Linked DNA regions of Homo sapiens: region 1 is linked to region 2. Evidence: chromatin loops called from intact Hi-C (ENCODE). Cell type or tissue: ovary. All regions are shown on one strand. Links, peaks and the distances in the headings refer to the core of each region. The heading gives the core; the rest is flanking DNA. Region 1 holds the start of LOC124905183 (a long non-coding RNA gene). Region 2 overlaps ARAF (A-Raf proto-oncogene, serine/threonine kinase).

The links. Hi-C counts contacts between places; a loop is a spot of excess contacts. Peaks named below come from ENCODE experiments on the same cell type or tissue, not always from the same donor. Only the 100,000 strongest peaks of a DNase experiment are listed, where the experiment ranks them.
Region 1: it touches region 2 in a loop (3-fold over the local background); 2 of 110 quality-filtered maps call a loop at or near these places.

Annotation. Positions count from the first base shown.
Region 1 is chrX:47,507,950-47,523,778 of GRCh38, reverse strand. It overlaps LOC124905183 (a long non-coding RNA gene), which reads left to right and starts at 9,918. Exons shown (of 2, transcript XR_007068224.1): 1 at 9,918-10,077. It also overlaps the pseudogene NUS1P1. RefSeq lists silencers at 52-121, 7,203-7,403 and enhancers at 10,008-10,507, 10,508-11,009. In ovary, for the core only: no CTCF peak of the experiment used is centred there; no DNase peak of the experiment used is centred there; H3K4me3 peaks cover 623 bases.
Region 2 is chrX:47,568,006-47,583,834 of GRCh38, reverse strand. It overlaps ARAF (A-Raf proto-oncogene, serine/threonine kinase), which reads right to left. Exons shown (of 16, transcript NM_001654.5): 11 at 14,941-15,117; 12 at 14,802-14,848; 13 at 14,178-14,296; 14 at 13,811-13,942; 15 at 12,823-12,957; 16 at 11,927-12,512. The coding sequence ends at 12,378. It overlaps SYN1 (synapsin I), which reads left to right. Exons shown (of 13, transcript NM_006950.3): 6 at 6,334-6,396; 7 at 7,195-7,337; 8 at 7,429-7,503; 9 at 7,602-7,704; 10 at 8,561-8,707; 11 at 9,060-9,147; 12 at 9,245-9,833; 13 at 10,836-11,934. The coding sequence ends at 10,971. TIMP1 (TIMP metallopeptidase inhibitor 1) reads right to left here and starts at 1,399. Exons shown (of 6, transcript NM_003254.3): 1 at 1,361-1,399; 2 at 299-427. The coding sequence starts at 419. RefSeq lists silencers at 1,442-1,541, 1,602-1,751, 4,082-4,255, a cis regulatory region at 3,869-4,389 and enhancers at 6,091-6,385, 7,428-7,928, 8,021-8,527, 8,528-9,035. In ovary, for the core only: no CTCF peak of the experiment used is centred there; a DNase peak (open chromatin) is centred at 10,184; H3K4me3 peaks cover 893 bases; H3K27ac peaks cover 2,354 bases.

The DNA.
Region 1 (15,829 bases), core at 4,000-11,999, 59 kb after region 2:
CACCCGGGCCTAACGACAGCAGCTGGCTCTGCGAGGGGTTCCCCGGGTTGGGGCCCCTAAATTAACACGCGGAGGGCCAGGGGGAGGCAGGGGAAGGGGGGCGGGGCAAAAGCTGCAGGGAAGCAAAACGGAGGAGGAGGTGCAGACAGGAGCGAGGAACGGCGGGCAGCGGGCTCGGCCCAGCTTCACGATGCGAACGGGAGGGGGCGCCAGAGACCGCCAGAGGCCAAGGTCCAGCGCTACTGCGGCACAGGCGCCGCCGCGTAGTCCGCAGTCAGAGGGCGGGGCCCGCCTTCGCAGCCACGGTCACGGTCGTGTTCACCCAGGCTCCGCAACCACCCGCAGAGCTCACGACGTGAAGGAGCAGCCCTCCTCCTTTCCTCTTCCCTCACCTCCTCCATCTTCTCCATCCTCCTCTTCTTTTGATAGATTGATGGATCAGAGATGGATGTGTGTGTGCGCGTACGCGTGTAAAGATACTTATCAAAGCATTATCCTTAAAAAAGGAAACATCTGAAGCCACAGGGAATATGAAATTAAAGAAACTCAGGTAGACAGTCTCTTTAAAAATATTATGGAACCATTTGAAAAATTGTTTATCAATACTATGTAACATCATGGGAAATTATTTTCATGTACTATTAAAGCAAAAAAGGCAGGATACACACACAGAAATCTCCATGTAAAAATGTGAACTATACACAGAACAGGAATGATCATCAAAACTCCCTCCAAGTACGAACAATGGTTTTCTGCAGGTGTGGTAATGCCTTTGTAGAATGTGCATAAATTCATATTAAAATAAATGGAAGCCTTTCCTTTTTATAGATAAAGGGAAGCCAGGTACATCCCAGGCTGTGGCCAGGCAGGAAAAGGAGCTGGGCAGGGCTTGAGGAGGGCACCGGGGCTCCTTGGTAAGGCGATGTCCAGATGTCACCCAGGCCTGTGGGTCGGTCCTACATATCTGTGCACCCCTTCCCCTAATACCCAGATATCCCTTTTCCTTAACAATCCCCACCCTGATATACACCACAGACCTAAACTCTTAGTCCATATGCCTCTGGAAATAAACTCCTGTCAACATTTGTCTGTTCAAAACAGTTAAGAATCTCTCAATTGATCTAATGAATTGAAGAAATCTATCCCCACGTTAGAAACATGCACATGTTGGCCCTGATTTAATTTCCCAGTAACTACAATTCCCCAGTAACTACATATGCATATGTACCGGACAAACAAGGCAGCTTTCCATTCCCAACTCCTCTTCCCTGGCTGATGGTTCTCAGGAGAATCTAGGCATCTGAGCCCTAGCCCCAGCACCCTAATGGAGAGTGCAGGGCACCTGGATAGTGGAGGCAGGCCTAGAAGCTTTTGGTGTAAAAGATGAAATTGAAATAAAAAGACCCACAGGTAACCATGTGTCAAGCACACATCTGGTACCCAATACATCTTTATGGAATAAAATAGACATTAAAATGCTACAGGTATAAGTTAAAATATTGGCAAACTGACTAGCAAGGTTTAGAAATCCACATTTAAGACTGGTCTAGTGGTGATAAATTCCGTCAGCTTTTTCTTGTCAGGGAAAAACTTTAATTTCTCCTTCATTTTTGAAGGATAGCTTTGCTTAAGACACAGGCAGAAAAATATTTCATGACTTCACTTATATGTAGAATATTTTTAAAAGAGCTCAGGCTGGGTACAGTGGCTCACACCTGTAATCCCCACACCTTGGGAGGCCAAGGCAAGAAGATCACTTGAGCCTGAGAGTTTGAGGCTGCAGTGAGCTATGATCACACCATTGCACTCCAGCTTGAGAAAAAAATAATGCTGCTCTGAATGTGGGTGTGCAAATATCACTTCAAGGCCCTGCTTTCAATTCTTTTTTATATATACTCAGAAGTAAAATGGCTGAGTTATATGGTAGTTCTATTTTTAATTTTTTGAGGAAACTCCAAACTATTTCCTATTGGTTGCACATTTTATTTTATTTTTTTAGAGATAGAGTCTGGCTCTGTCGCCCAAGCTGGAGTGCAGTAGCACAATCTTCGCTCACTGCAACCTCTGCCTCCCAGGTTCAAGTGATTCTCCTGCCTCAGCCTCCCGAGTAGTTGGGCTTACAGGCACCCACCACCATGCCTGGCTAGTTTTATGTATTTTTAGCAGAGATGGGGTTTCACCATATTGATCAGGCTGGTCTCAAGCTCCTAACCTCAAATGATCCACCCACCTCAGCCTCCCAAAGTACTGGGATTACAGGCATGACCCACTGCGCCAGCCTGGTTGCACCATTTTACAATCCCACCAACAGTGCACCAGAGTTCCAATTTCTCCATATTCTCGTCAACACTTTATTTTGGGAAAGTTGTTTTCTATGACTTGTCTCCCGCCCTTCTGCCAGTAACAGGAAGTACTAGAGACAGAGGCCCAGCTCTCTCTTCTAGCTCCTTGATCAATGCCTAGCTCCTTGATCAATGCCAGGCCCTGACTCATCCCTCCATTTATTCCAGTCACAGGGACAAGATGAAAGAGAAAGGACACGTCAGGTGCAGAAAATACAGGAAAAGAGGTCCTAACTGGGGAGAAGAGTGAGGGGAATCAAATGGGGGGAGCTTCCATTTCTCACCTCTATTCCCTCAGTCTCACTTTGAGACAGAATGAGACACTGTCTTGTAAAAAAGTGAGGGAGGGCCAGGCACAGTGGCTCGTACCAGTAATCCCAACACTTTGGGAGCTCTAGGTGGGAGGATCACTTGAACCCAGGAGTTCGAGACCAGCCTGGGCAACATAGTAAGACTTTTTGTCTCTACAAAAAATTTAAAAATTAGTCTGATGTGGTGGTGTGTGGCTGTGGTCCCAGCTACTCAGGAGGCTGAGGTGAAAGGATTCCTTAAGCCCAGAAGGTCAAGGTAGCAGTGAGCCAAGATTGCGCTACTGCACTCCAGCCTGGGCAATAGAACAAGACCCTGCCTCAAATAAAAATAACGCTATGAGCACGGGTGTACAAATATCTCTTCAAGACCCTGCTTTCAATTCTTTTTCTTCTTCTTCTTCTTTTTTTTTTTTTTAGACAGGGTTTTACTGTTGCCCAGGCTGGAGTGCAGTAGCAAAATCTTGGCTCACTGCAGCCTCAATCTCCTGAGCTCAAGAGATCCTCCCAAGGCGGGGCGTGGTGGCTCACGCCTATAATCCTAGCACTTTGGGAGGCTGAGGTGGGCGGATCACCTCAGGTCGGGAGTTTGAGACCAGCCTGGCCAACATGGTGAAACCCCGTCTCTACTAAAAATATAAAAATTAGCCAGGTGTGTGGCGCGCACCTGTAATCCCAGCTACTAGGGAGGCTGAGGCACAAGAATCACTTGAACTCAAGAGGCGAGGTTGCAGTGAGCCGAGAGCATGCCACTTCACTCCAGCCTGGGCAACAGAGTGAGACTCTGTCTCAAAAAAAAAAAAAAAAAAGAGAGAGATCCTCCTGCTTTAGCCTCTCAAGTAGCTGGGACTACAGGCACATACCACCACTCCTGCCAAACTTTTTAATTTTTTTTTGGTAGAGACAGGGTTTCACCATGTTGCCTAGGCTGGTCTTGAATTCCTGGGCTCAAGCGATCCACCCACCGCCTCAGCCTTCCAGGGCACTGGGATTACAGGCATGAGCCACCATGCCGGGCACAATTCTTTTGATGTATACTCAGAAATGAAATTGTTGGATTATATGGTGGTTCTAGTTTTAAGTTTTTGAGGAACCTCTAAACTATTTCATATCAGTTGCACCATTTTACAATCACACCAACAGTGCAGTGCACCAGGGTTCCAATTTCTCTACGTTCTCACCAACACTTGTTATTTTCTATGTTTTTTTTAAATTATAGACATCCTAATGGGTAGACACGTTTTCATGTCAGATCTACCAGCTTGTTGGGTCAGATTGTAAAATATTTCATTAATATTTTTATATTGATTACATGCTGAAATGATGCAATTTAGGAGCTATTGAGTTAAATAAAATATATGATTAAAATTAATTTCACTTGTTTCTTTTTACTTTTTATAAAGTGGTTTCAAGAAAATTTAAAATTACATAGGTGGCTCACGTTATATTTCTATTGGACACTGCTGAGCCTGGCAGTGAAAAATGAAGCAGGTTAAACATAATTATGAGGCCAGGAGCAGTGGCTCGTGCCTGTAATCCCAGCACTTTGGGAGGCCGAAGTGGGAGGATCGCTTGAGCCCAGGAATTCAAGACAAGCCTGAGCAACAGAGTGAGACCCCGTCTCTTAAAACAAAAACAAAAACAAAACAAAAACATAATTATGGTTTAAAAATTATGCCTTCAGGCCAGGCGCGGTGGCTCACGCCTGTAATCCCAGCACTTCAGGAGGCCAAGGCGGGCAGATCACTTGAGGCCAGGAGTTCGAAACCAGCCTGGCCAACATGAGGAAACCCCATCTCTACTAAAAATACAAAAATTAGCTGGGCGTGGTGGCACAGGCCTGTAGTCCCAGCTACTCAGTAGGTTGAGGCAAGAGAATCGCTTGAACCCGGGAGGCGGATGTTGCAGTGAGCCGAGATTTCGCCACTGCACTCCAACCTGGGCAAAAGAGTGAGACCCTGTCTCAAAAAAAAAAAAAAAAAAAAAATATATATATATATATATATATATATATATATATATATATCCATCCAGTTATAAAACTGTAACCTTTGGTCAACATATGACCAAAGGATTATTCTCGTTGCTGTTGTTGTTATTTTTAGACAGGGTCTCTCCCTCTGTCACCCAGGCTAGGGTGCAGTGGTGTGATCTTGGCTCACCACAACCTCTGCCTCCGGGGCTCAAGTGATCCTCCCACCTCAGCCTCTTGAGTAGCTGGGACTATAGACACACACCACTGCACCCAGCTAATTTTTATATTTGTTTGTGGAGATGGAGTTTCACCATGTTGCCCAGGCTGAACCAAAAGATTATTATATAAAACAGTATATTGATAACTATATGAATCCCAAATTCTACATTATCTTAACAAGGATCAAGAAATGGAGATGGGGAAGGGCAGAGCCACAGTCAGCTGTAGATTAGATTCTTTCTCTCAAATAGATGAACCTCAAGAATGTCATTTCTATCTTAACCATGGCAATTAGAGATCGAAGATCAAGAACACATGGGGTTTCACATCCTAATATATTCTGGATCAGAATTTGCTGTACAATGGATGGGTGGGGATACAAGTCCTGGAGGGCACTGGGGCAGCAGGGCTGAATGTCAGGGCAGCCTAGGGCATAGGGTGGAAATGTGAGCCAAAGAAAGCTGGAGGCAGGAGAGAAAATGACAAATGTCACTTCTTGGTCCCTTCAGTGACTTCCTCTCAGCCACCTCTCTAGCAACTGAATGCAGGGGTCTGACTTATCTCCCGCCTTGCTGCCAATAACAGGAAGTACTAGAGACAGAGGCCCAGACCCTCCCTCCCAGCTCCTTGATCAATGCCAGGCCCTGACTCATCCCTCCATTTATTCCGGTCACATTGACAAGCTGGAAGAGAAGGGACACGTCAGGTGCAGAGAACACAGGAAGAGAGGTCCTGACTGGGGAGGAGAGTGAGGGGAATCAAATGGGGGGAGCTTCTATTTCTCACCTCTACTCGCTCCATTTATTTTACTGCCACTTCTGCCCCATCCCCCAGGGAGCCCAGGTCCCCACGGTCCCCGGGCCAGGCAGGCAGGTGGGTTCTGGGGGGAAAAGGCGGCTCTCCCAGCACCTCTGTTATGAGATATGTCTCAGGCCTATGGTAGCTAGAGCTGTAAATCACTCTTCCTACCCTAGTCAGTTAGAAGGATGAAGACAGAGTTGTCTCCACATTGGGCCGGAAGATGCCAAGTCTTCATCCAGTGGTGCTGCCTGACAAATTTGTCCTCCTGCACCCATGTGGGGAGCACGTGGTCAGGGCTGAATGCAAATTCCTCACCATCCTGGGTCCAATATAACCAAGTGGAAGTGACTTTTAGCCTAGGCAGTGCCTGGAAGTGACTACAAAGTATATCACACACTTTGAAATTAAGTGTATATTTTATTTTTATTTTTATTTATTTATTTTTGAAACAGAGTCTTACTTTGTCATCCAGGCTGGAGTGCAGTGGCACCATCTTGGTTCACTGCAACCTCTGCTTTCTGGGCTCAAGCAATTCTCCTGCCTCAGCCTCCCAAGTAGCTGGGATTACAGGCGCCCGCCACCACGCCCAGCTGATTTTTGTATTTTTAGTAGAGATGGGGTTTCACCATGTTGGCCAGGCTGGTCTCGAACTCCTGGCCTTAAGTGATCTGTCCACCTCAACCTCCCAAAGTGGTGGAATTACAGGCATGAGCCACAGCGCCCAGCCTATTTTTATTTTATTTTTAAATAAATGCTATTGTGTATAGTTGAGGTTTGCAACATAATGTCATGGGATACGTACATGACTAGATACATGTAGATAGTACAATGATTACTATAGCGAAGCAGATTAGCATAGTATCTATCATCTCACAGTTACTTTCTGTGAGGAGAGCAGCTGAAATCCACTTATTTAGCAAAAATCCCTAATACAATTGTATCAACTTTAGTCCTCATGTTGTACATTGGCCTCCAGACTTGTTCATCGTAGGTATCTGCTATTTTGTATCCTCAGACCTTCATCTCCCCTCCAACCCCTACCCATTGTAACCATTTTTCAACCTCTGTCTCAGTTTATTTGAGCTCTTTTAATTTTTATTTATTTATTTATTTGAGACAAGGCCTTGCTCTGTTGCTCAGGATGGAGTGCAGTGGCACAATCACAGCTCACTGCAGCATTGACCTCCTGGGCTCAAGCGATCCTCCCGCCTCAGCCTCCTGAGTAGCTGGGACCACAGGTGCACGCTACCACACTCGGATAATTTTTTTAATTCTTTGTAGAGACAGGGTGTCACTATGTTACCCAGGCTGGCTTTGAACTCCTAGGCTCAAGTGATCCTTCCAGCTAGGCCTCCCAAAGTTCTGGGATTACAGGCATGAGCCATCATGCCCGCCCCCGCCTGTTTTTTGTTTGTTTGTTTGTTTTTGTTTTGTTTTGTTTTTAAGACAGGGTTTTACTCTGTCTCACAGTGAAACTGAGAGAGTAGAGGTGAGAAATGGAAGCTCCCCCAATTCAATTCCCCTCACTGTCCTCCCCAGTCAGGACCTCTCTTCCTGTGTTCTCCACACCTATGTGTCCTTTCTCCTTCATCTTGTCACTGTGACTGGAATAAATGGAGGGATGAGTCAGGGCCTGGCATTGACTAAGGTGCTAGTCAATGGCTGGGCCTCTGTCTCTAGTATTTCCTGTTGCTTGCGGAGGGGCAGGAGACAAGCCACAGAAAATAACAAGTGTTGGTGAGAATGTGGAGAAATTTGAACTCTGGTGCACTTTTGGTGGGACTGTAAAATTGTGCAACTGATAGGAAACAGTTTGGAGCTTCCTCAAAAAAATAAAAATAGATCTACAATATAATTCATCAATTTCACCTCTGAGCATATATCAAAAACATTGAAAGCCGAGTCTTGAAGAGATATTTGCACACTCATGTTCATAGCCGCAGTTTTTTTTCCCAGGCTGAAGTACAATAGCATGATCATGGCTCGTTGCAGCCTCAAACTCCCAGGCTCAAGCAATCCTCCAACCTCAGCTTCCCTAGTAGCTGGGACCACAGGCATGCACCAGTGCGCTTGACTAATTCTTTCATTTTTCATAGAGACTGAGTCTCGCTATGTTGCCCGGGCGGGTCTCAAACTCCTGGCCTCAAGCAATCCTCCTGCCTTGGTCTCCCAAACTACTAGGATTACAGGCATGAGCCAGTGCACCCAGCCTTATAGCAGCATTATCCACAATAGCCATGAGATGGAAGCAATGTCCATCAATGGATGAATAGATAAATAAAAAATGGTTTATCCATACAATGGAATATTCTTCAGCCTTAAAAAGGAGCTATTCTGATGCATGCTACAACATGGATCAACCTTGAGGACATTATGCTAAGTGAAATAAATCAGTCACAAAAAGATAAACACTGGACCGGGCCTGGGAGGCGGGCGGATCACCTAAGGTCAGGAGTTCGAGACCAGCCTGGCCAACATGGTGAAACCCTGTCTCTACTAAAAATATAAAAATTAGCCGGGCATGGTGGTGGGTGCCTGTAATCCCAGCTACTTGGGAGGCTGAGGCAGAAGAATCCCTTGAACCAGGGAGGTGGAGGTTGCAGTGAGCCGAGATTGCGCCACTGCACTGCAGCCTGGGCAACAGAGCAAGACTCCGTCTCAAAAAAATAAATAAATAAAAGGAAACATGATGTAATCAACTTATTTACACCTGCCCCATTACACCTGCCATAAATTGGAGAGCTGGATCATGCCATGTTTTGGCAGGGATGAGGGGACAGAGGAACTTCATGTCCAGTAGTTGAGAGCAGCTCAGACTCCAATAGTTGATCTGTTGGTTTACCTTTTCCTACTCATGCCTGCTCCTGATAAGCTGTGATTCTCTGTATTGCTGTCTTTCCACTTTTTCAGGGCATCAGTTTGCCCTGTGCCCTCAATTCTCTGACAAATCTGGGAAGAGTTGTTTTGTTTCCGTTTGTTCAGCTCTTTTTCTTGTGAGGATGGGAGTGACAACTTCCAAGCTACAAGATAGTGACTGGTGGGCTTCTGGGATATGGGTGCTCTAGGGGTCAGTGGTTAGAGGCCATATGACTGGTGCCTGTGGGGTAGCTTTTGTTCCATGTGGTCTGGGTGGGGCCTTAGTCTTATGAAATCTATGCTTCTTAGTGATTAAGTGTTTGTAATTAAGGGGTTTGGGGATGAAGTAAGTGAGTTTTGGGGGGACAGTAGATGGAAGTGATTATGGATCAGTGTTTGTTAATCAACACCAGATCCTGGGGTCAGTGTTGCTGAGCGTGTGAAGCAGTGATTAGGAGCCTTTGGAAGTCAGAAAACAGGGTGTTCTATGGAGGTGATTTATAGCGTGTGTACTGGGCCAGTGATTCACAGCCCAGAAATGTCAACGATTGCATCTCTAGGAGATAATTATTAAGAAATAGAATATATGACTCTTGAACATCTATAACAACTCCTTCGTGGTGGGTGGAGCAGACTGTGCATTGTAGGATGTTTAGCAGCATCTCTGGCTTCTACAAACTAGATGCTGATAGCACCTCATTGTGAAAATCAAAACAAACGTCTACAGATATTCCTGAATGTCCCGTGGGGGGCAAGACCACCCCCTGTTAAGACTCACTGCTAGACTCTCGGCTCAGCCTGGCATGGTGGCTCACACCTGTAATCTCAGCACTTTGGGAGACTGAGGCGGGCAGATCACCTGAGGTCAGGAGTTGGAGACCAGCCTGGCCAACATGGTGAAACCCCGTCTCTACTAAAAATACAAAAATTAGCCAGGTGTGGTGGTGCATGCCTGTAATCCCAGCTACTCGGGAGGCTGATGCAGGAGAATCACTTGAACCCAGGAGGTGGAGGTTGCAGTGAGCCAAGACCGCGCCCCACTGTACTCCAGCCTGAGCAACAGAGCGAGACTTTGTCCCATTAAAAAAAAAAAAAAAAAAAAAAAAAAAAGACTCACTGCTTTAGAGAGAAGGCCAAAAGCTCACACTGAATATAAATGATTTAACTCACCTAATAATGAAAGAGGATCTCAGATTGGATATATGAATGAAATAGAGCTATATCCAAGCTTAAGGATGGGAATACTTGTAATGGAGAGGTTGAAAATGAAAAAGTGGGAGACGTTTTCGTAAGCATGTTAGGTCCGGTTATGCAGTTCACTGCTGCCCTACACATTCCAATTTGGGGAAGTGACTGGAGGTTAAAGGTCATGAGAATTCAGTTCTGGAATATAGAGGAAGATAACGGTGGAGTGATGTATTCCAGGAGAGCGTGTGGTTGATGGGAAAGTTTGGAGTCTTCATCATGCTGTTAGCAGGCAGCAGATGTTTCATTTCGAGGATGTCTGTGAAAAGACAAGCATCCTTGGCCATGTGGACTGACTTGATTTTAAAGTGAGGTTTGGGGCTGGTGGCAGGTAAGCTGCTTTCTTCTATTCTTTTTGCTTGTATAAAATAGAAGGCATGGGAAGATGGCGGCGGGGGCGAGGTGAGATGTTGGCAGTGGAAAGGGGTTCGGGCTCGGGGGGCGGGGGGACGCGGAGCGATGGCCCGCGCGGCCGCAGGGGCGGATAAAAAGCCGTCGCGCTGCGGGAGTGGGCGGGAGGGAGAGGGGTTGTCCGAGGGCCACAAGAGTATGACGGGGCTGTACGAGCTGGTGTGGCGGGTGCTGCACGCGCTGCTCTGTCTGCACCGCACGCTCACCTCCTGGCTCCGCGTTCGGTTCGGCACCTGGAACTGGATCTGGCGGCGCTGCTGCCGAGCCGCCTCTGCCGCGGTCCTAGCGCCGCTCGGCTTCACGCTCCGCAAGCCCCCGGCAGTCGGCAGGAACCGCCGTCACCACCGGCACCCGCGCGGGGGGTCGTGCCTGGCAGCCGCACACCACCGGATGCGCTGGCGCGCGGACGGTCGTTCCTTGGAGAAGCTGCCTGTGCATATGGGCCTGGTGATCACCGAGGTGGAGCAGGAACCCAGCTTCTCGGACATCGCGAGCCTCGTGGTGTGGTGTATGGCCGTGGGCATCTCCTACATTAGCGTCTACGACCACCAAGGTATTTTCAAAAGAAATAATTCCAGATTGATGGATGAAATTTTAAAACAACAGCAAGAACTTCTGGGCCTAGATTGTTCAAAATACTCACCAGAATTTGCAAATAGTAATGACAAAGACGATCAAGTTTTAAATTGCCATTTGGCAGTGAAGGTGCTGTCTCCGGAAGATGGAAAAGCAGATATTGTAAGAGCTGCTCAGGACTTTTGCCAGTTAGTGGCCCAGAAGCAAAAGAGACCCACAGATTTGGATGTAGATACGTTAGGCAGTTTACTTAGTTCAAATGGTTGTCCTGATCCTGATTTAGTATTGAAGTTCGGTCCTGTGGACAGCACATTAGGCTTTCTTCCCTGGCACATCAGATTGACTGAGATTGTCTCTTTGCCTTCCCACCTAAACATCAGTTATGAGGACTTTTTCTCTGCCCTTCGTCAATATGCAGCCTGTGAACAGCGTCTGGGAAAGTAGTGGTCATTGGTTGCGTAATTTGATTTGAGGCTTGTGGAGGAAAGGACCCAAGTGACTCTGATGTTTACAAAGCACCTATGAAACCCTGTACACACCTGGTTCATAATCCTCATAATTTATCAACAAACACAAAAAAGTGTCTTACTTGAGAGTGAGTGTGTGTGTGTGGGTGTGCACGTGCACACATGTGCACGTTTGTATGCATGGAAATAAACTTATAAATGGGGACGTATTGGAGAAGGAAATACATAGACCTACAACTTTGAGCAAATAGCAGTGATGTTTTAGGAACTGAAATGTCACACTTAAAGTCTTCAGCCCAGCTACTTCCCTATTTTTGTGGGGAGAAGAGGGCCTGATTAGAACTGTTCTGGTTGTGTTTGGCGGGAGGGGAATAATTTTTGTTCAGTCCTTCTTAGTGACCAAACTTTAATTTTTAAGAATAATATATTGACTTACTGAACTGAAGCATTCTGAGTTGAAAGGAGCTCCAGAGGAGTGGAGTTCTGTGTTGCTCACATGTTAAAATCTTGCTCACCTTCAGAGCAGAGGGAATACCTATCTTCAGATATCCGTCCATTTTCATCTCTTAATTGTAGTCAAAAGTATGACTTGAGAGTGTTGCTCTGGTATTCTGGGTTCTGAAGTCTGGTATTCTGGTATTCTGGGTTCAAAAGTATGACTTGAGAGTGTTGCTCTGGTATTCTGAGAGTTGCTCTGTATTCTGGGTTCTGAAGATTATTTGAAAAATAACTCCTACTACATTGAAATGCAGACTTTTAAAAATTTAAACATTGGATTAGGCAGTCAAAAAAACCAAGCAAGCATAAAAGGTCAATAAGTTGTAATCTTGATAGTAAAGGTGGAAAACTTATTATAAATGGAAAGAAAGTTTTGGTTTCCTTTTTTGTTTGATGGGCAGTATGCCATATTATACCCAAAGTTCTTTTAAAAAATATTTCCATCAACCATTTTTATTTAAAATAAACATTTGAGGGAAGTTACCAAGGCAGCTTTTTTCCTCAAAAGTAACCTGTTCCTCTTTGGAATAGCACATTTTAGGGGCATGGTTAATACCTGAGATTTTTACTCAGTAAATCCTGATGGTTACTGTGTGTAAAATATCTTTAAGTAGGATTGAAGGCCTCTGTGGGGAAATAAAATATTACCAAAGTCTATAAAAATAAATTTTACATGTTCTCTTTTATGACAGAGAGCAGCACTGGTTCTGTTATTTTTAAAATGAATAATTGATTTCTTGATAGGTGTTTAATATTTCTTCCCTCACTGCTGATTCTTAGATAGAAACCATTCTTTATATTTGATAGACTGTTTTCAGAAAACCCTTATCAACAAGTGTACAATACTTATCTAAAACTATACATTTAGAATGGAGCAGTTTAATACTAGATCTCAGAAGTTTTGAAAAATAGCAAAGAAGACTGGATTTGGAAAGCATGGTCTACAATTGGTTGTTAAATTCTGAAGCTATGAAGAATAAATGTTTCAACTTTGGATTATGAAACCCCATTTATGATTTTTTAAATACACTTGAAATAAAAATGATTAAACTAAATTTTGGTCCAGTGACATTACTTTGCACTGCATAATCCATTATACATTGTACGACTTTTTTTTTTTGTTTTAATTTATTACTGAGAGTTTTGTGTGAAGCTACAGCATATCTAATCAGAGAATTTCTGATTCCTTATACTGTGATTATATTATATTGAGGCATTTGTAGTGCCGCTGAAGACTGAATTTATGCCTTTTGTAAACATGATAGGTATAAATGTCTTATAAACATTCTGGAGTATGTATAGCTTTAATGAATGAAATTTAATGGACCTGATTAAAATGAAGGGATTTAATCGTTGTTAAAGTTAAGTTAGTCAAATAAATTACCTACTGGAATATAGCCCAAGCCAGTAAAGGTTTATTATTTGCATTTTCATGCTTTTATTTTCTCCTTCCATTCATAAGTATATACTTGAAAGTACATCTGTAGCCTATGATTTGAGTCTATTGAAGTTCTAGGAAGAGGCAAACTACAAACTACTAGGATTCTGATTTCAGATGTAGTCATTCCAGAACCTTCTCTTTATGAGTTCACCTGCTAGTACAATCTCCACAACTTGAATGGCATTGGTTGTTCTATAATTCCTGCCACAAGCATCACAAGTTGTACATCATCAAGGCTCCCTTTGCACTCCCAAGAAGAACTGGTAATTTTAAACAAAAGTATGTGTCTTTATTTGTATTGGAAAATACTGTCTTTAAATTGTTTCTTGTTGACACTCCCCACAATGGAAAAATTACCGAATTAAACCTGTTTTATGGATGGCAGCTTGGAGCATAGCAAGAAGTTGGAGGATTTGAATTCCATTCCCAGTTCTCATTGTGTTTTGTTTCTTAAAACTATAATAATCGGTTACTGTTATAAAGTTTAAAAGGTGGTTTTAATGTGAATAGCAAATTCTGGTATATCGTGACTAACGCTTAAGAATGCCTGTCTTTGAGAGGAAGGTGTTATAATATTAATGAACAGTGCCAAATACACTGTGCATATCTGCAATTTAATCTTTGAATGTATGTTACTGGATTAGCTCCCTCCTCCTGTGTGATGGTACCATGCATAGAGTCAATCAAATCCTTGTGATGTTTTGTATGGACTTTGACAACATGTAAATAATGTGTAAAGCCAGTTTTTATGATTAAGGAATCAAATTTATTGAATTTTATTATTGAAAGTTGAAACTTAACATGTATGAACAAAAACCAATAAAAGAATATACTCTTTTCATTGAAAAAAAAAAAAAATAGAAGGCATGGCCAGGCGCGGTGGCTCATGCCTGTAATCCCAGCACTTTAGGAGGCTGAGGCAGGTGGATCGCTTCAGCCCAGTCCAGCCTGGGCAACATAGTGAGACCCCGCCCCGAACCAAATTTTTTTTAATAAAAAGAAAAGAAAAAACATAAGGCAGATTGTGCTCCTGGCATGAGGGAGTAAGGAGGTTGGCAAGTCCTCTCCCTGGAAAGCAACTCTAAAAGCTGGGGAAAAGTGTCAAAAGCAACCCTTTCAGTATTCTGGAATTCAGCTGAACACATAAGTACAAGCTGAGAGGTGTTTTATTCATCGAAACGACTCAACTTTGGCTCAGAACAGTGAGTCTATGGTGGGCTTTTTCCCAGTGTGGCTCCTATCCTTCCTCCAGCTTTGTCAGTGCCATGGTTCAACCAGGACAAGGGAGGCCATGAAAACAACAGGCTTCACTGCCGCTGCTGGAGATGGCTAACCGCATTTGGAGCATGGTCATTTTAAGTAACTGTCTCCACAGCAAGCAAATGGAGAGGGCCAGCAGCACCCTTAGATTCACCTTACAGCCTTTTTGGGGCAAGCAATGGACTGATCTGCTGGGAATTGAACATGGAGATCTGGAATGTAAGCAATCCATGGAGGACTTGACAAAGTCTCCCTCTATCTTGGGCAGACTGGAGACCATGCACATGGGTAGCAGGGATCACAGCAGACCCAAACCACCCCCATATCCGTGACCTTCTGAGCCTGTGGATGCACAGAGGAGACATGAGCAAGCCTGTCAGAAAGTAAAAGCCAGGTCTGGCTTGTAAAAGGCCTGAGGTTTGAATGTGCTCCCCGGGGCAAAGCAAGTCAAAGATGGCTTGACATGATTGAACACAACCTCTGATCAACCTTCGGTTGAACACCAAGCTGTACAGACAGGGGATGACCCCTAGAAAGCCAGCCTTAAGGATACAAAACAAGAAAAAATCACTGAGCAGAGACATCAGCAGCTGTACCTTGCAGGGGAGACAGACTTCACAGATTTCATTCAGCTGTAGAATCTGGACAAAATACCAGAACCAGCTATTTCAGGGCTCAGAAAAGTAAATAGCAGGAGGACTGAGGAAGAAGATCAACATTTGCAGTAGCACTAAAATGTAGTATTCATCCTTTTTTCCCCCTCCAGTATTCTCCAGCCTGAACTTAAGGCAGATTGAAGCCCAGAAGTGAGCACTATGGTGCAGACAGAGATCTAGGGAAGCCCTCTAGCTCTGGCTTGAGAAATAGGAAAGAGAACTCCTAGAGCTCAGAGACAGTATGAAAATCCTCCACTATTTTATTTTCTCTTGTCTCCTGTGTCCAGGCCCCTAAGCAATCTCATGGTAGCCTTGGCAGTGGCCAAATGGCACCTCATAGGAGCCACAACTCTGAGGGAGGGGAACCCTCCTCTGCCATCTGTGGAGCTGTGGTTCCAGGAAGGTGGGGCCTCTTTCCCTCCCAGAAGGGAAGAACTTGGTAAAGTGGCCCCATAAAATTGTTTGTGGCCAGGCATGGTGGCTCATGCCTGTAATTCCAATGACTTGAGAGACTGAGGCAGGAGGATCACTTGAGGCCAGGAGTTGGAGACTAGCCTGGGAAACATAGTGAGACTATCTCTAAAAAAAAGAAAATTGTGGCCAGGCGAGGTGGCTCACGCCTGTAATCCCAGCACTTTGGGAGGCCAAGGCGGGCGGATCACTTGAGGTCAAGAGTTCGAGACTAGCCTGGCCAACATGGTGAAACCCCATCTCTACTAAAAATACAAAAATTAGCCGGGTGTGGTGGCGGATGCCTGTGATCCTAACTACTTG
Region 2 (15,829 bases), core at 5,239-13,238:
TAAAATTTTAAACAGGATGGCCAGGGAAGGCCATCCTGAGAAGGTGACGTTTGAGGCAGCCACCCATGTGGATACCTGGGGGGAAAGTGTACCAGGCAGAGGGAGCAGCCAGCATGCAGATCCTGTGGTGGGCTTGGGCACAGAGTACTCAAGGAAGTGTGAGGATGCCAGTGTGGCTAAAGCAGAGGAAGTGCAGGGGCGAGTGGAATCATTCTAGAGGTAAGTGCCATGGTGAGCCCCACTGGACTGAAAGGGAAACCAAGGCAGAGTGTGTGGGCTGAGTGGGGTGAGGACTCACCGAGGTCGGAATTGCAGAAGGCCGTCTGTGGGTGGGGTGGGACACAGGTGCAGGCCCTGCTGGGGGCTATCAGCCACAGCAACAACAGGATGCCAGAAGCCAGGGGCTCAAAGGGGGCCATGGTGGGTTCTGTGGGGAAGGGGGATGTCAGGCAGGCCCCGGCCCAGCTGATCTGCTGACCTGGGCAGGTCATCCACCCCATCTTGCCCCGGGGCAGCCTATGGGGGGGATTAGGGGGCTGGATTTGGGCTTGAGGGGTTGGTAAGCTTAGGGATTTTAAGGGGATTGGGGAGCGCAGAGGAATTTAGGGTTTAGAGAGTTGGGAGAGTTTAAATTATTGAGGGACTGAGTGAGTTGCGGGGTTATGGGGTTGTGGCACTTGGGGGAGAAGGGGGCTGAGGAAGTTTGAGGAATGAGGGGATTGGGGAATTCTGGAGGTTGAGGAGTTTGGGGGTGAGGAATTTGGGATTGGGGGCTGGAGGAGTTTGGAGACGGCAGAGTTTAGGGGTTGTGTATATTAAGAGATATAAGAGGCTGGGGGAATTTAGGGAGGTTGAGGAATTTGGAGGAGGTTGGGGGTTTAGGGAGCTGGGGGAGTTTGGAGGTTGAAGGGGTTGGGGGAATTTGGGGGCTTAAGGCAATGGGGATACTTGAGGAATTTGAGGGCAAAAGAAGTTTGGGAGCTGGGGAACTGGGGATTGGGGAGCTGGGGGAGTTTAGGGAGCTGCAGGGGTTAGCGGTGGGTATTTAGGGGGCGATGAGGGAAATTTCGGGATGAAGGAATTTGCGGGGGGATTTGGAAAGCATTTGTGATATTAGGGGGTCATGGGTTTGGGGGAATTGGGGGCGGATGTCAGGGGTTCTAGGGAGTTTGGAGCCTCGGGGTTGGGAAAGCAGTTCCAGCCTCCGACCCTCTTCCCCCTAGACTAGCCCAGGGTCCTGGTACCCGCAGGCCAAGCTGAGTAGACAGGCATCTGGCACGGGAGTGCACGGGCCTGGTGGCCAGCACCCAAGCTGCAGCCCAGCTCCGGTCCCTGCTGGGCCACCCCGGGCCCTGCTTACCTCTGGTGTCTCTCTGGGCGCTGGATCTGCGGCGATGGCGGCAGGGCCTGAGCGCTAGAGGATAAATGTCCACGCTAGGGGCGGGGGTGGCAGCGGGTGCGGAAACCACAGGCCTCCAGGCTTCCTGGATGCATTACTCATCCACCCACCATCAGTGCAGAAGCCAAGGGGCGGGCCGACGAAAGGAGATACACCCTCCTCCTCTCCCACCCGCCTCCTCTCCCTCTCCCTGGGCCTCGCCCGGGCCAGCCACCTCCCCCACCTCCACGTCAGTCACTATTCCTTCCAAGCCGCCTCAGCGGAGAGCTTAGAGGCCGCATTTCCCCCGGCCCAGTCCCCTAAAGTCTCCAGAATCTATCCAATCACCCACATCCCCCAAGCTCCCTATGACTCAAACCCAAATTAGTTCAGCCCTTCAACATTTATTGTGCATCTACTGTGTGCCAAGCACACAAAAATCCCTTGTTTTGTATGTCTGACATGCTGGTGAGGGGTGGCAGAGAGGAAACAAATTAAGTAGCAGCAGTGGAGGGAGATAAGGCAGGTGAAAGGGGAGGAATACAAAATGGGGAAACTGAGGCACGGAGTGGTTAAGTGACTTACCCAGGATCACAGAGTCAATACATGGCAGAACTGAGACTGGAACTCAGGTGGCCAGGAGCCAAAGCCAGGGTCTCAAATAACACAGGCAAATAGCCGGCATTTATACAGCACCTACTGTATACCAGGCACTCAGCATAGTTTATCTCACTCAAAGCTCACAACAAATCTCTGAGATGGGTACCGGTTCTTATTCCCGTTTTACGGATGAGGAAATATGGGGCGTAGAGGAACTGTAGAATTTTCCTAAGATCACAGGGCATGGCCGGGATTCAAACAGAGGCTACCTGGCACCAGGGTTGTAACTCAGGAGTGGCACCGTCCTAGCAAGCAGGGAATGGTGCGGGTGAATGAATGAGCATTGGGAAGGGGGTGGCCATGAATGATGGTGAAAGAAGCAAGTGAGTGGGTCAGTAGAAAACTAATCCCCACCCCATCCTGCCCTGCCCCCTCCCCATGGACCTGTACCCCTGGTGGGGGGTGGGGTGGGGCAATCCTTGCCCACCAGCTTTCTGACAATGCAGGAACCTTCCCTGGGGTTCTGATTAACATCCTTAATTCGAGGAGGATAGATCAATAATAATAATTGTAGTGATGATGGCAGCCACTTATTGAGCACTTTCTGTGTACTATGTGCTAAAGTGTTTGTATAAATTATCTCATTCACTCACCATACTCCCTTGCTAATTAAGTTTGATTAACTCAGGGATGATAGCCCAATAACAAGAACACAACAAAAACTACCAGCAGCCCTTATGGAGTGCTTACTGCGTATCCAGCACTATTCTGGGTGGGAGGAATGTGAGGGATGAGAAATTGCCTAATGGGTACAATGTACACTATTTGGTTGATGGGGACACTAAAAGCCCAGACTTCACCACTATGTAATATATCCATGTCACAAAACTGCAGCTGTACCCTCTAAATCTATTTTTTTTTTTTGACAAGAGTCTTGCTCTGTCACCTAGGCTGGAGTGCAGTGGCGCGATCTCAGCTCACTGCAACCTCCGCCTCCGGGGTTCAAGAGATTCTCCTGTCTCAGCCTCCTGAGTAGCTGGGATTACAGCCACACCACCACCACCCCCAGCTAATTTTTGTAGTTTTAGTAGAGACGGGGGTTTCACCATATTGGTCAGATCTCGAACTCCTGACTTCAGGTGATCCACCTGCCTCGACCTCCCAAAGTGTTGGGATTACAGGCGTGAGCCACCACACCCGGCCTTCTAAATCTTTTTTTTTTTTTTAGACAGAGTTTCGATCTTGTTTCCCAGGCTGGAGTGCAATGGCAAGATCTTGGCTCACTGCAACCTCCACCTCCTGGGTTCAAGCAATTCTCCTGCCTCAGCCTCCTCAGTAGCTGGGGTTACAGGCACACGCCACCACGCCTGGCTAATTTTTGTATTTTTAGTAGAGACGGGGTTTCACCATGTTGGCCAGGCTGGTCTCAAACTCCTGACCTCGGGTGATCCGCCCACCTCAGCCTCCCAAAGTGCTGCGATTACATGCGTGAGCTACGGCACCCAGCCTAAATCTATTTTTTAAGAAAGCACTTGGCCGGGCATGGTGGCTCACACCTGTAATCCCAGCACTTTGGGAGGCTGAGGCAGGCAGATCGCTTGAGCTCAGGAGTTCAAGACCAGTCTGGGCAACATGGTGAAACCCTGTCTCTATTTAAAAAAAAAAAAAAAAGCACTGTTCTAAAGTCTTTTTACAGACATTATCTCATTTAATCAATCCCGATTGCCTCTTTGTTCATTAATGTTAGTTAAGGAAGAGATGTTAAGCCAATAATAAGAGTACCCAACACTTCTTGAGGATCGAGGCTTACTGTATGCCCGATACCATGTAGAGCATTTTTCCCAAAATAACTAACTTATTTCTCACAATATCCCTGTGAGTTAGATATAGCTCATGTTCTCATTATACAGATGAGGAAACTTAGACACAAAAGGGCTGAGTGACCTACCCAGGAATGAGAATGAAGAAATGGCTCTGCTGCGGGGTGGTGGGGGGAGGGTGGGGGGGCGACAAAAACAGGGAGGAAGGGAAGTAAACCAAAAAAATCTGTAGGAGCTGATTATGAAAGTGGGACAGTGAGAGTGAATGAGACGGGGCTGAGTAACCTGGTGCCTCCGAGGGAGAAGTGAGGGCAGGGGAAGTCCTGCCTTGGCCCCTCGCTGACTCTGGTTCTGACGCCAACTCTTTGAAACCTGAGTCAGCACAGAGTGTTGCCGACTGTTTACATGAGGAGTCGTGTGGATCCGGTTATTGTGCAGTTTTGAAATGGAGAGTGGGAGGGGTGTTCATGGAGGGGTGTGTGACCATCTGGGGAGCTGGATGGGTGTGGGGGCCCATGGGGGTCCAGGAGGCATGTGCAAAGCGGACACCTGACAATGCCCACAGCATACCAGGTGCTTGGGCCTCATTGTGCTCTTTGTGCAGATGGGGAAACTGAGGCTCAGGGAGAGGTTGTGTCCTTCATGGCCTTAGGAAGAAGAAAGGCCAAAATTCAGACCTAGGGCTTTCCAGGAGCTCCCAGAGTCAGAGTTCAAAGCACTCTGCATGCACACATGTATGGGCACACACACATATACAGAGCGTTGTGTTCAGGCTCAAGTCCAGAGAAAACAAGGACAGTTAACGAAAAGAGGCACCTAGAAACCTCAGGGTTGTTGGGGGAGGTATGGGTGTGTACGCACAGCTCTCTGGTGTGTTGTGTGTCCATTGCTAAGAGTCGAGCATGTGCCTGTGTGTTTTGTGTGTTACTTCTGGGAGTTGTCTACCAGCCTCGGCAAAGCGGATCTGGGTTGCATATGTAACTGAGTGCATTATGCACTTCTGTGTGCTGTGCGCACACCTGGGTGGTACTGTATGCATCCGCCTCGGCATCGTTTCCCTGGCCCGCTGCCCAGAGATGCCCCAAACCCCCGTCCCAACATCGTGCCTCTCAGCCCACCTCATAATGACGCCAGTCATTTGGGAAATGAGGAAGGGGGGGTGTGCAGAGGGAGGCCTTAAGGTCAATCGGTCACCCTGAGTCTGCGGGCTTCCTGTGCCTGTCGGGAACTGGGAACCACCACCGCCCCAGCAGCCCCTCCGGGAATGCCATCTCTCTACCTTGTCAGCGAGAGGGAGGGCCACCAGAGGGGCACTGTGCAGCTGTGCTGTGGGGGTGGGGGTGGAGGGAGCGGGGAGCCTAGGGCCGTCCAACCTGGTTTCCTCTACCCCATCCAGGAGCGGGGGAGACTTGAGGTATCCCTCTCGCCTGAATGTGTGACTGTATGTGTGTTGGGGTGGGAGTGCCCAGGAATGTTTTCTGCAAACTGAGTTGTGGGTGTCTCTGGTTGTGTGTAGCCTCTCTGTATTGTATATGTGGCAAGGCATGTTGTGTGTGTGTCTAGATATACTTTTTGTATGCCCAGGAATGTGGCGTGGGTCTCTTACGGGTCCCAGTGGTGATGTGAATACCTAGAAGTGCATACACCTCTGTGTGTTGTGTAGGGCCTTATTTGCTGTGCATTTGCCTAGGGGTGTTTTATGTGTGCCTGTGTGTTGAGTATGTGCCCGGTTCTGTGGAGTGTGCCTGTGGAGTTGTGTGTCTCTTGATTGGACGGGTAATCTTTTGTGTTGTGTGTGTTCCCCTGATGGTGATGTGGGTTTGGGTGAGGGGAGGGAACCTGGGTGTGTGCCCAAGTATTGATTGTGTGCCTAAGGGTGTCCAGTGTGTGCTGCCCTGGAGTGCTGGCTGCTGACCCACGCTATGGGCACCTGGCTGGCTGAATGACTGTGTGGGTGTCTGTGCTGCTCCAGAGCTCATGTGCTTTGAGCCTGTGTTGGCTGTCAGTCTCAATGTCACTGGCATCTCTGGGTTTGGCGATGTACATCTGAGTTCCAAGGGCTCATGCCTCTCAATAGTTTATGTGTGCAGGTGAGGCTTACATACAAGGTTTGGCTGAGGGGTTCAGTCACTACATGCTCACCACCACTCCCCACCCCCCCCACCCCCACACACACGCACTGGCACACACTTGCCTCACTATCATCCATCCACTGTAAAAACAAACTTTCTTTTTACTGGAACAGTCCCCCACGCTCATACCATGCCTCTGCCCGGGAAAGCAGGGGCGGGACGTCTGGAACTTGTTGGTGGGGTGGAGTGAGGGACAGACAGACAGGGCTCTGGGTTCAATTCTGGGCCCGGAGGTGGAGACACTGTGTGACCCCCAGCTGCTGCCTGCCTGTCTCTGACCTGTGTGTCCTGGGAAGTGACTCATAATGCAGTTCCCACTGGCTGGGATCCCCTCAGTGCCGCCCCACCCCTGGAGGTCACCCTTTCTGCCCTGAGCATGTCTCCTCTGCCTTTTCCCCACCAGCTCAGCAGTACAACGTACCCCGTGGTTGTGAAGATGGGGCACGCACACTCTGGGATGGGCAAGGTGAGTCTCTGGCTGGGCTGTGCATAGGTAGATGTGTATTTGTGCAATGCACACCAGTCATTCTGTGTGATCGCGTCTCCTGGGGTGTCGTTATCTATCAGGTTGGTGCAAAAGTAATTGCGGGTTTTGCCAGTTCTTATGGTAAAAACCACAATTACTTTTGCACCAACCTAATAGATTTTTGTTTTCTCACATTCAGCTGACCTCATCGACCCCTTTTTCCTCCTGCATTCAGCCAATTTTGTGTGTCCTGTTATTTTGCTTGTCTCCAGCATCGTGTCTGTGTGTACATGCATGCCTGTGCCGAACACACATGATGTGGTGTGATCTTTTATGTTCCAAAGTCTTGGGGTCCTGTGTGCTTTACATCCATCTGATTTTGTCTCTGTGTACGTAGAAAGTAGACTTGTAATTTGTGTCCGAGTTTCTGTATCTTAGCATGTTGTGTGTACAATTGATTTTGTGTCTGGATGCCTATATTAGTATATTGTACATACACAGTTTTTTCACAGCTTTAGTGAGAGATAGTTCACACACCCTACAACTCACCCATTTAAAGTAGACAATCCAATACATTTTGGTATGCTCAGTGTTCTACACACCCAACTTTGTGCCTGTGTGCTCACATACAAAACAGGAGACCCATGATCGTGCCTGCTTGAGCGCCTTGGCATGTCCACCTAATTTTTGTGTACTCGCCTCACCTGTGTGTCATGTATACATGCTCCCCCAGGCACCCCCACTCCCCACAGCTGCCCTATCCTGACCAGGCCCTGATCCTTGCCCGCACTTCCACAGGTCAAGGTTGACAACCAGCATGACTTCCAGGACATCGCAAGTGTCGTGGCACTGACCAAGACGTATGCCACTGCCGAGCCCTTCATCGATGCCAAATATGACGTGCGTGTCCAGAAGATTGGGCAGAACTACAAGGCCTACATGTGAGTGGAGAGACCAAAGCCCTGGAAGGGGTCCCCTGCCTTGCCTCATGCAGCTGAGGCACCCCTGAGCTTCTGTCCCCTTGTCCCCCAGGAGGACGTCAGTGTCAGGGAACTGGAAGACCAATACTGGCTCTGCGATGCTGGAGCAAATTGCCATGTCTGACAGGTGGGCAGCCCGAACTCAGGGTGTGAGGGGAAGCGGGGGTGGGAGCACGACAGCTCAGGTGAGAGACTGACAGGCTTCCCCACCCTTTGTCTTGGCAGATACAAGCTGTGGGTGGACACGTGCTCAGAGATTTTTGGGGGACTGGACATCTGCGCAGTGGAAGCGCTACATGGCAAGGACGGAAGGGATCACATCATTGAGGTATGAGCACCCAGGGGTAGGTGGGGTAGAGGGAGGAACAGATGCCAGGCAGCAGCAGTGCAAACTGAAGCACTCCATGGCACAGAGGTCCTCAGCCAACAGCAATGTGCTTAGTACACTGTAAGGTGCCTGACGAACTTTCGAAGGGGCCATCCCTTGCAATGGCAGAACACTAGACTGAACTTGCACGTCCCTGGTGACTAGCAAAACCCTTATTAGATTGTTTAGTGCTCTGCGAATCGAGACATCTTGGTGAATGGCGAGGCACTTAGTAACCTTTAAAGTATTCTGCGAACTGGACCGACAGCAAAGCATTTTGGAAAGGACAAAGCACCTAGAAAACCGTGAAGCAGGGATCGGCAAACATTTTCTGTAAAGGAGCAGACGGTACATATTTTAGGCTTTGTAGGCCACGTAGCCTCTGCCGTAACTACTCAACTCTGCAAAAGCAGCCATAGACGATATGTTAAAAAAATAAGTGTGGCTGTGTTCCAATAAAACTTTGTTTATGGACATTGAAATTTAAATTTCATGCCATTTTCGCATGTTATAAAATCTTTCGATTTTTTTCAACTGTTACAAAATTTAAAGACCCATCCTTAGCTCTGGGTCATACAGAACCAGGTGGTCGGCCAGGTTGGGCCCATGGGCCCTAATTTGCTGAGCCCTGCTCTGAAGCACCTTCTAAGCTGTAAGGTACCTTGGAACAGACAAGCCTTCCTCACCGTGCACAATCAGTGCCTCAGACACTGGGGCTCAGCGGCGGCCATGCCCTTGGCCAACTGAAAGCACGGTGTTACTGCCGCCTCAGGTGCGAGGCCTGCCTCTCCCCTCACGGATCCTTTCCTTCCCCCAGGTGGTGGGTTCCTCCATGCCGCTCATTGGTGACCACCAGGATGAAGACAAACAGCTCATCGTAGAGCTCGTGGTCAACAAGATGGCTCAGGCCCTGCCCCGGCAGCGACAGCGGGATGCCTCCCCTGGCAGGGGCTCCCATGGCCAGGTCAGGCCCCTGGCGCTGAGCTAGTGGCTTGAGCTAGTGTGGGGAGGCCGGCCCTGGGTCATGCTGTGCCATGAAGCTGATAATCTGTAGGCTCACAGCATCACCTTTGCACACATGTGGCTGCGATTGCCAATTGTTTAAAACATTGATAAGCAGCTGCTGCCCTGACTTCCCTGAGCACCTCCCTGCCCCGCCCCTGGGAACAGGTCCCCCACCCCACAACCCAGAGTACCCTCAGCTCAGCCACAAGTGGGGCAACACCCAGCGCACAGGGAACCTGTGTCATCACTGGCTGATGCTCCACTGGCTGGTAACTATTTTTAACCTCTCCTGCTCCATTCCTCTGCCGCAGACTCCGTCCCCAGGGGCCCTGCCCTTGGGCCGCCAGACCTCCCAGCAGCCCGCAGGGCCCCCGGCTCAGCAGCGACCCCCACCACAGGGTAAGCGAGAGGCTGGCGGTCGCAGTCCCCTCCCTCAGCCCGCCATCTCTTACCCGCTCACTCTCACGTGTGCTCTTTCTCTCCCTCTGTCCCCCAGGCGGCCCTCCACAGCCGGGTCCAGGCCCCCAGCGCCAGGGACCCCCATTGCAGCAGCGCCCGCCCCCGCAGGGCCAGCAGCACCTTTCAGGCCTTGGACCCCCAGCTGGCAGCCCCCTGCCCCAGCGCCTTCCAAGTCCCACCTCAGCGCCCCAGCAGCCCGCGTCCCAGGCCGCGCCGCCGACCCAGGGTCAAGGCCGCCAATCCCGGCCAGTGGCGGGAGGCCCCGGGGCGCCTCCAGCAGCCCGCCCGCCCGCCTCTCCGTCTCCCCAGCGCCAGGCGGGCCCCCCACAGGCTACCCGTCAGACATCCGTCTCTGGCCCGGCTCCGCCAAAGGCCTCTGGGGCCCCACCGGGCGGGCAGCAGCGCCAGGGCCCGCCCCAGAAACCCCCAGGCCCAGCCGGCCCCACACGCCAGGCCAGCCAGGCGGGTCCCGTGCCCCGCACTGGGCCACCCACCACGCAGCAGCCTCGGCCCAGCGGCCCGGGCCCCGCTGGACGTCCCAAACCACAGCTGGCCCAGAAACCCAGCCAGGACGTGCCGCCACCCGCCACCGCCGCTGCAGGGGGACCTCCGCACCCCCAGCTCAAGTAAGGGGACCCCTACAGCAGCCTTCGCCTTGCTGCTCACAAAGCGGGCCGCTGCCCCAGTAGAGCAGCCCTAGCTCCCTTGCTCCTCAGACCCAGGTCCTATGCAGGGGTCCCACGAACTCTCTCCAGCCTGAGCCAAGCCCTTCCCCCAAGCTTTCGCTCCTCCCGGCCCACCAGAGGCTCCGCACCCCCACCCCAGGAATTTGGTGCCAGAATCCCAGAGAAACTGCACTCAGTTCGAATTCCTCCTCAAAGGCCCTGGGAAAGTTTCCTCCTCCAGGGCCTCCCAGGCACCTGGCTGACCCACCCTCTGCAACTTCCTGCCCAGCCCAGAGCCTTCCCTGCCAAACTCGCCCCCCCGCCACCAACCCATCCCTAAAACTCCTGGCCCGAGTCCTAGTCCTCCTATCATCTGGCTCTTCCCACTCCATCCTCATACTTTTCCTCCTCCTTCACATCCTTCTGGCCCATCTCAGTCTCCCCGCGAATCATCACCCATCTGCCTTTTCTGGTCCATTCCAACTCCCATCCCAGCTCAGACGTCCTCCCTGCCCCACCCAGCTGCTCTGCCTTAGGCTGACTTGCCCAACAGCCTGTCCTTGGTCCAAGCCCTTTCTATGCCCTCCTAGACACCTCACCCTTAGATTGGAAACTTCCCTGCTCATCTTCCCCTTTGTATCAAACTAGCCAAGAATTCACAGAGAAGGTTCTGCCCAGGACTCTTGCCACGAATCCCACACTTCACCCTGGATCCAAGTCCTCCCAGCCTGTCCCAGATCTCGCCTCCCTGGCCCAGGACTCCACCCACTCCACCTGAGTGCTCCCAGCCTTGAGAACCTGTTAGGGTCCAGGCCCATGGTGGCAGGTGGGGAGGTCACAGGCACAGCCCCAGGATCAGAGGGGCAGGGCTGGGGCTGGGCCTGGGGTAACGTTGTGTTTCTCTCCCCTTCCTCCCCTTCCTCTTCCCCCTTCCTCCCACGCCTCCACCTTGTCTCTCTCTAGCAAATCCCAGTCTCTGACCAATGCCTTCAACCTTCCAGAGCCAGCCCCGCCCAGGCCCAGCCTTAGCCAGGACGAGGTGAAAGCTGAGACCATCCGCAGCCTGAGGAAGTCTTTCGCCAGCCTCTTCTCCGACTGATACCCCACTCTGAGAACCCCAAAATCCCTGGGCAACCCTTCTCTGGGCCCTGAATCCATTTCTCACTTTTGGAGTCTCCAAATCCCTTGAGAACCCATCTCCCGGTTCTCCAAGATTCCACCTCTCATTCCTCAAGATCCCCGAGTACCTTGAGAAACCTGACTCCTCCTGGCCCTAAATCCGGTTCTCACATGTGGAATCCCCAAGTCCTTTTAGAACCCCACTCGTGGTCACTTCAGGATCTACTTCTGTTTTAGAACCTCCACATTCCTGAAGACCTCCGCCCCTGGTTTCCCCAGAGGGCGTTTTCCTTCCTGGAAGTGCCCAAATACCAGGCAACCCATTGCAGAATCCCTTCCTGGAGCCCTGAAGTTCCTGGAAAACCCTATTTTTGGTCCCAAATCTCTCCAGCACACCTATTTCCCATCATAATTTTCCAAATCCTCAAGAAACCCCTACTGTTGAGCCCCTTCCCATGGATCTTCCATCCCTCTGAAGATCCACATCTTCAAATGCCACCCAACACCTAGCCCCACAAGGATTTCCCTTCACCAGCTCCCCTCAACCTCATTCAATACCTTGGGAGCCCCTCCCACTTCCAGGACCCCTCGGTTCCCCCAGGGACCCCCTCCCCAGTTTCCTGCCTCTGACAGCTGTCTTTAAATATGCAAACTCCACCCATCTTCCCAGAATCCTTTGCACACGGAAGGCCAGTGGTCTCCGCTTCCCCACCTTTGCTGTGGTGTCTGTGTCTGTGACTGACGTGGCCTCCTTTTGTGCCGTGCTTGGCATATGTGGTCCTCGTTCATCGTGCCGCCTGTGGTGATGCGTGCAGTGACGCTGTTTATGTGGTCCGCACCTCCCCCTGACCTTCACTCCTTGCCTGGACTCACCCCACCCCTCAGCGGCTCTGAACCCCAAGAGAAGAGTCGGGAAACAAAATAAACAAGCAAAGGCCCAGCAGAATTCTGTGCTTCTTGGTGAAGAAAGAGAGGAGTCCTTGAATGGCGGGGGAGACACAAAAGGGACCCCCCAAAATCCACATGGGGTGCTGGGAACCCCAAAATCCAGTGGAAGGCACATCAGGCACAAATTCCAGAGAGGTTCTGAGTGGAATCCCTGCCACAAATCCCAGCCATTGGAGATGGAGGAGCTCCCAAAATTTAGAAGTATCCCCAAAGCCAAGAGGAAACCAAATGATGGAGGAGACAGGGGGCTCAGTCTTTGGCGGGGGTCCCCCAATTCCAGAAGAACTGGAAAAGCACATGGGGACCCCCTCATCTCCCAGGGTGGGGAATGGGGGATCCTGAGGCAGCATCAGGGCAGAGACGAACATTGATTGGCTGGTGGGCAAGGCTCCTTGGCGTGGAGGGCTGAGATTGGCTCCCTGGTGGCTTGGGCGGGGCCTAAGGCACAAGGCGGGCTGCGCTGAGTAGGCAGGCAGGCAACTCATCGGCCTGGGTGCGGTGCAAGGAGGGTTCCGAGGCACTCCGCTCAATCTTGGGGAGTGACCGTTGCAGCAGCTCAATTGTGGCCAGGATCTGAGGGCAGGTGGGGGTGAGGAGGGGTGTCCAGAGCCCTGTGGGCATCCCAACAGCCCCAGCCTCATGGCGAAACACACACACACACACACACACACACACACACACACCCAACAGTCCCAGCCTCATGGCGAAACACACATACACACACACCCCCAACAGTCCCAGCCTCATGGTGAAACACACACACACACACACACACACACACACACTATACCTCTGAGCTTTCATATTCACATCTGCCTCCATCTCAGTCTTCCTCTATCCCAGAGTCACCCACCCAAGGTGTCCAGCCCCCTACCCAGCCCACCTGGGGGAAGAGGGGCCGCTCCTCCCGCTGGAACTTGAGGCAGTCAGACAGCAGGCGCCGCATGGCCTTGGGGCAGTTGCTGGAGATTTTGCTGAGGTCCGGGGACAGATAGCCACGGCCCACCATAAAGATAATCTGGGGGCAGACGGGGGCAGGAAAGGGGTGATCTGGGGTCAGGGGCTGGGAGGCCCAAGGAATTTTGTATTGAGGGACTTGGAAGGTTCATTTTTAGCGAGCTGGGGTACTGTCAGTATCAAGGCCCAGAGGATTCTCTGTCCTTGAGGACTTGGGAGGATTCTCTGCTTTCAGAACAGAGGGATTTAAATTTGGGGTTGTCAAGGATTGTAGGTATCTGGGGCTCAGAGGATTATAGGCCCACGGGTTTCTAGGAGGCTTAGGGACCTGGAAAGTACTGAGTCTCGGGAAAACATGGAGTTCTGGGTCTGGGGGAGCTTGTACTTCTGTGGGGGTCTGGGGCCTAGAGGGTTCTAGGTATCCCGGCCCTGGGGCCTGCTAGATACCCAAGGCCTAGGTGACTGTGGGTGTCCATGACTATTCCAGAAGCACAAAGGGGTTCTGTTTCTGGGGAAAAATGGGATGCTGGGAGAAATGAGATCTGGGCTTTGAGGATCTGGGGGATTTTGAGTACCCAGAGCAGACGACTATAGGCGTCTAGGGATACAGAGGGCTTTGGGGTATTTGGGGGCCTCAGGGGATTCTAGGTATAGAGATTCGGGGCATTTTGGACTTCAAAGATTTTTGTCCCAGAGGGCTGTGGATGTGAGAAGAGGGAAGTTGGGGTAGGGGAGACCCAGAGAATTTATTGTAAGTGTCTGGAGCCCAAGGGATTCTGGGAGTCCTTATCCTAGAAAATTTTAGGTTTCTGGGGAAAGTGTGGCATTTATCAGTGCAAAGGAGGGGATGTGGGGTATGGATGCCTGAGGGGATCCCTCAGCCCAGGGAACTGTGGGTAAGGTGTGGGGCTCACCTGGTCACGGCAGCCAATGTGGCTGTAAGGCAGTGAGCCAGTCATAAGCTCGTAGAGCACAACCCCGTAGGCATAGACGTCTGACTGGAAGCTGTAGGGGTTCGGGTCCTGCATACGGATCACCTCAGCTGCCTACAACAGGCCAGACCAGGCAGGGGGACCACGGAGGTCAGCAAATGGCTGGTCCACAGTCCCAGATCCCACTGGCCACACAGGGTACAACTCAGAGCCACCCACACGAGGTGGGACATGAGGAGTCCAGACACCCACATCTGGCACAGGCATCCCCGTCCCCACTTGGCCCCACACACCCCAATCCCGGAGCCCACGTCCCCATGTGCCCCCCATCCAGCCTGGCCCAACTCACCATCCACAGCACAGATCCTGAGGGCTGCTCCAAGGGCTGGGCCCCGCTCCATCGAGTCTTCACTGTGGCCAAGCCAAAGTCACCGATCTTCACCGTGAGCCCCTCATGTAGGAAGATGTCCGCCAGGGTCAAGGACCACTACAGGGACTCCTAATAGCCATGCCTCTCACCCTGCCTGGGAGGTTCCCATTGGTGCCCCTATACCACTCATCCCTCTGATCCTGACCAGGAGCCCCTTAATATCACGCAAACTATCCACAACCTTGACGTGGGCAGGGAACGCCTGCTAATGCCCCCCACACTCAGCCCCGCTGTGACTCCTGAACAGGAAGCCCCTCGGAGGGCATCCGAACCCACTATGCCTCTGATGTTGACCATAATGCCCTCCACAACTGTCAGACATCAGACTCTAACCAGAGTCCCCAAGAATAGTACCTGAACCAGCCACACCTCTGACTTCTAAGAGACTGCCATTAAAGCCCCCTGGCTGGCCACAGCTCTGCCACCTGGCAAGGAGCTCTGGGACACATGCCCCTCCCTTGTAATTCCCAGAACCCCCACAAGAGGCATCCTTCTAAGCCCTTGACACCCCCACTCAACCCCAGCCCAGGGACAGATAGATACTGTTAGACTTGAGATCTCGGTGGATGATGTTCTTGGCATGGAGGTAGCTGTGGGGGTGGAGGCAGGTGGCGGATTGGCTGGGGGTTACCTCATTTCCCCCACCCTTTCCCCCCACCCCTCCCCAGGCTGGGAGGCTCACTCCATGCCCTGGGCAGTCTGCCGGGCCACGTCGATGAGCTGGACCATGTCGAAGCGTGTGTCGGCCACATGCAGGTGATGGTAGAGGCTGGAGCCCTCACACCACTGTGTGATGATGGCAAATCCCGGCCGGGTCATGAAGCCCATAAACAGCAAGATGTTGACATGTCGCGTCTTCCTGCAGGCAGGGAGGGCAGTGTCAGAGGTGGGGAGGAAAAATAGCAACTGTCACTTACCGAGCATCAGGAGTGGCACTGTTCTTTACCTTCCTCGGTCATTTATTTTCACCCTGTCTTTTGGGGCACTCAGGACCAAAGCATTGCCAGATTCCATGAATTTGTGAGATGTGTTTACTGGGCTATGATTCTGTGCTGTGGGCTCATATGTGGAGCTTCCCCATCCGAGTCTCCCAACAAAAGCAGGAGGGAGGAATTGCTGCCCCTCCCCCTCCCTGCCTACAGCAGCATTTCTAATCATTAACATCCCCCACCCCTCTGACTCTGACCATTACCTGGGTCTGTGACCATCTCACAGATGAGAAAGCAGAATGCCAACCTTCCTCACTGATGTATCAATATAATATGGATAGATGCAGGATTAAAACATTGGTGATATATGATGATTAGAGCCTGTTCAGCAGCATGAGAAGCTTAGAGGTAAAGAGCTTGGAGTCTGGACTCATGTTCAAATCTAGGCCTCACCAGGTACTCAAGGTACAACCTTGGGAAAGACATTTAACCTCTCTGGGCCTCATGTTCCTCAACTGTAAAACTGATCATTGCATTAGCTACCTTATTCTCTGTAACATAATTGTGCCCATCTGACACAGAGGAAAAGCCAATGCCAACATCCCCAGGGTTGGTAGACGCTATCCAGTACTACCTGTAGTA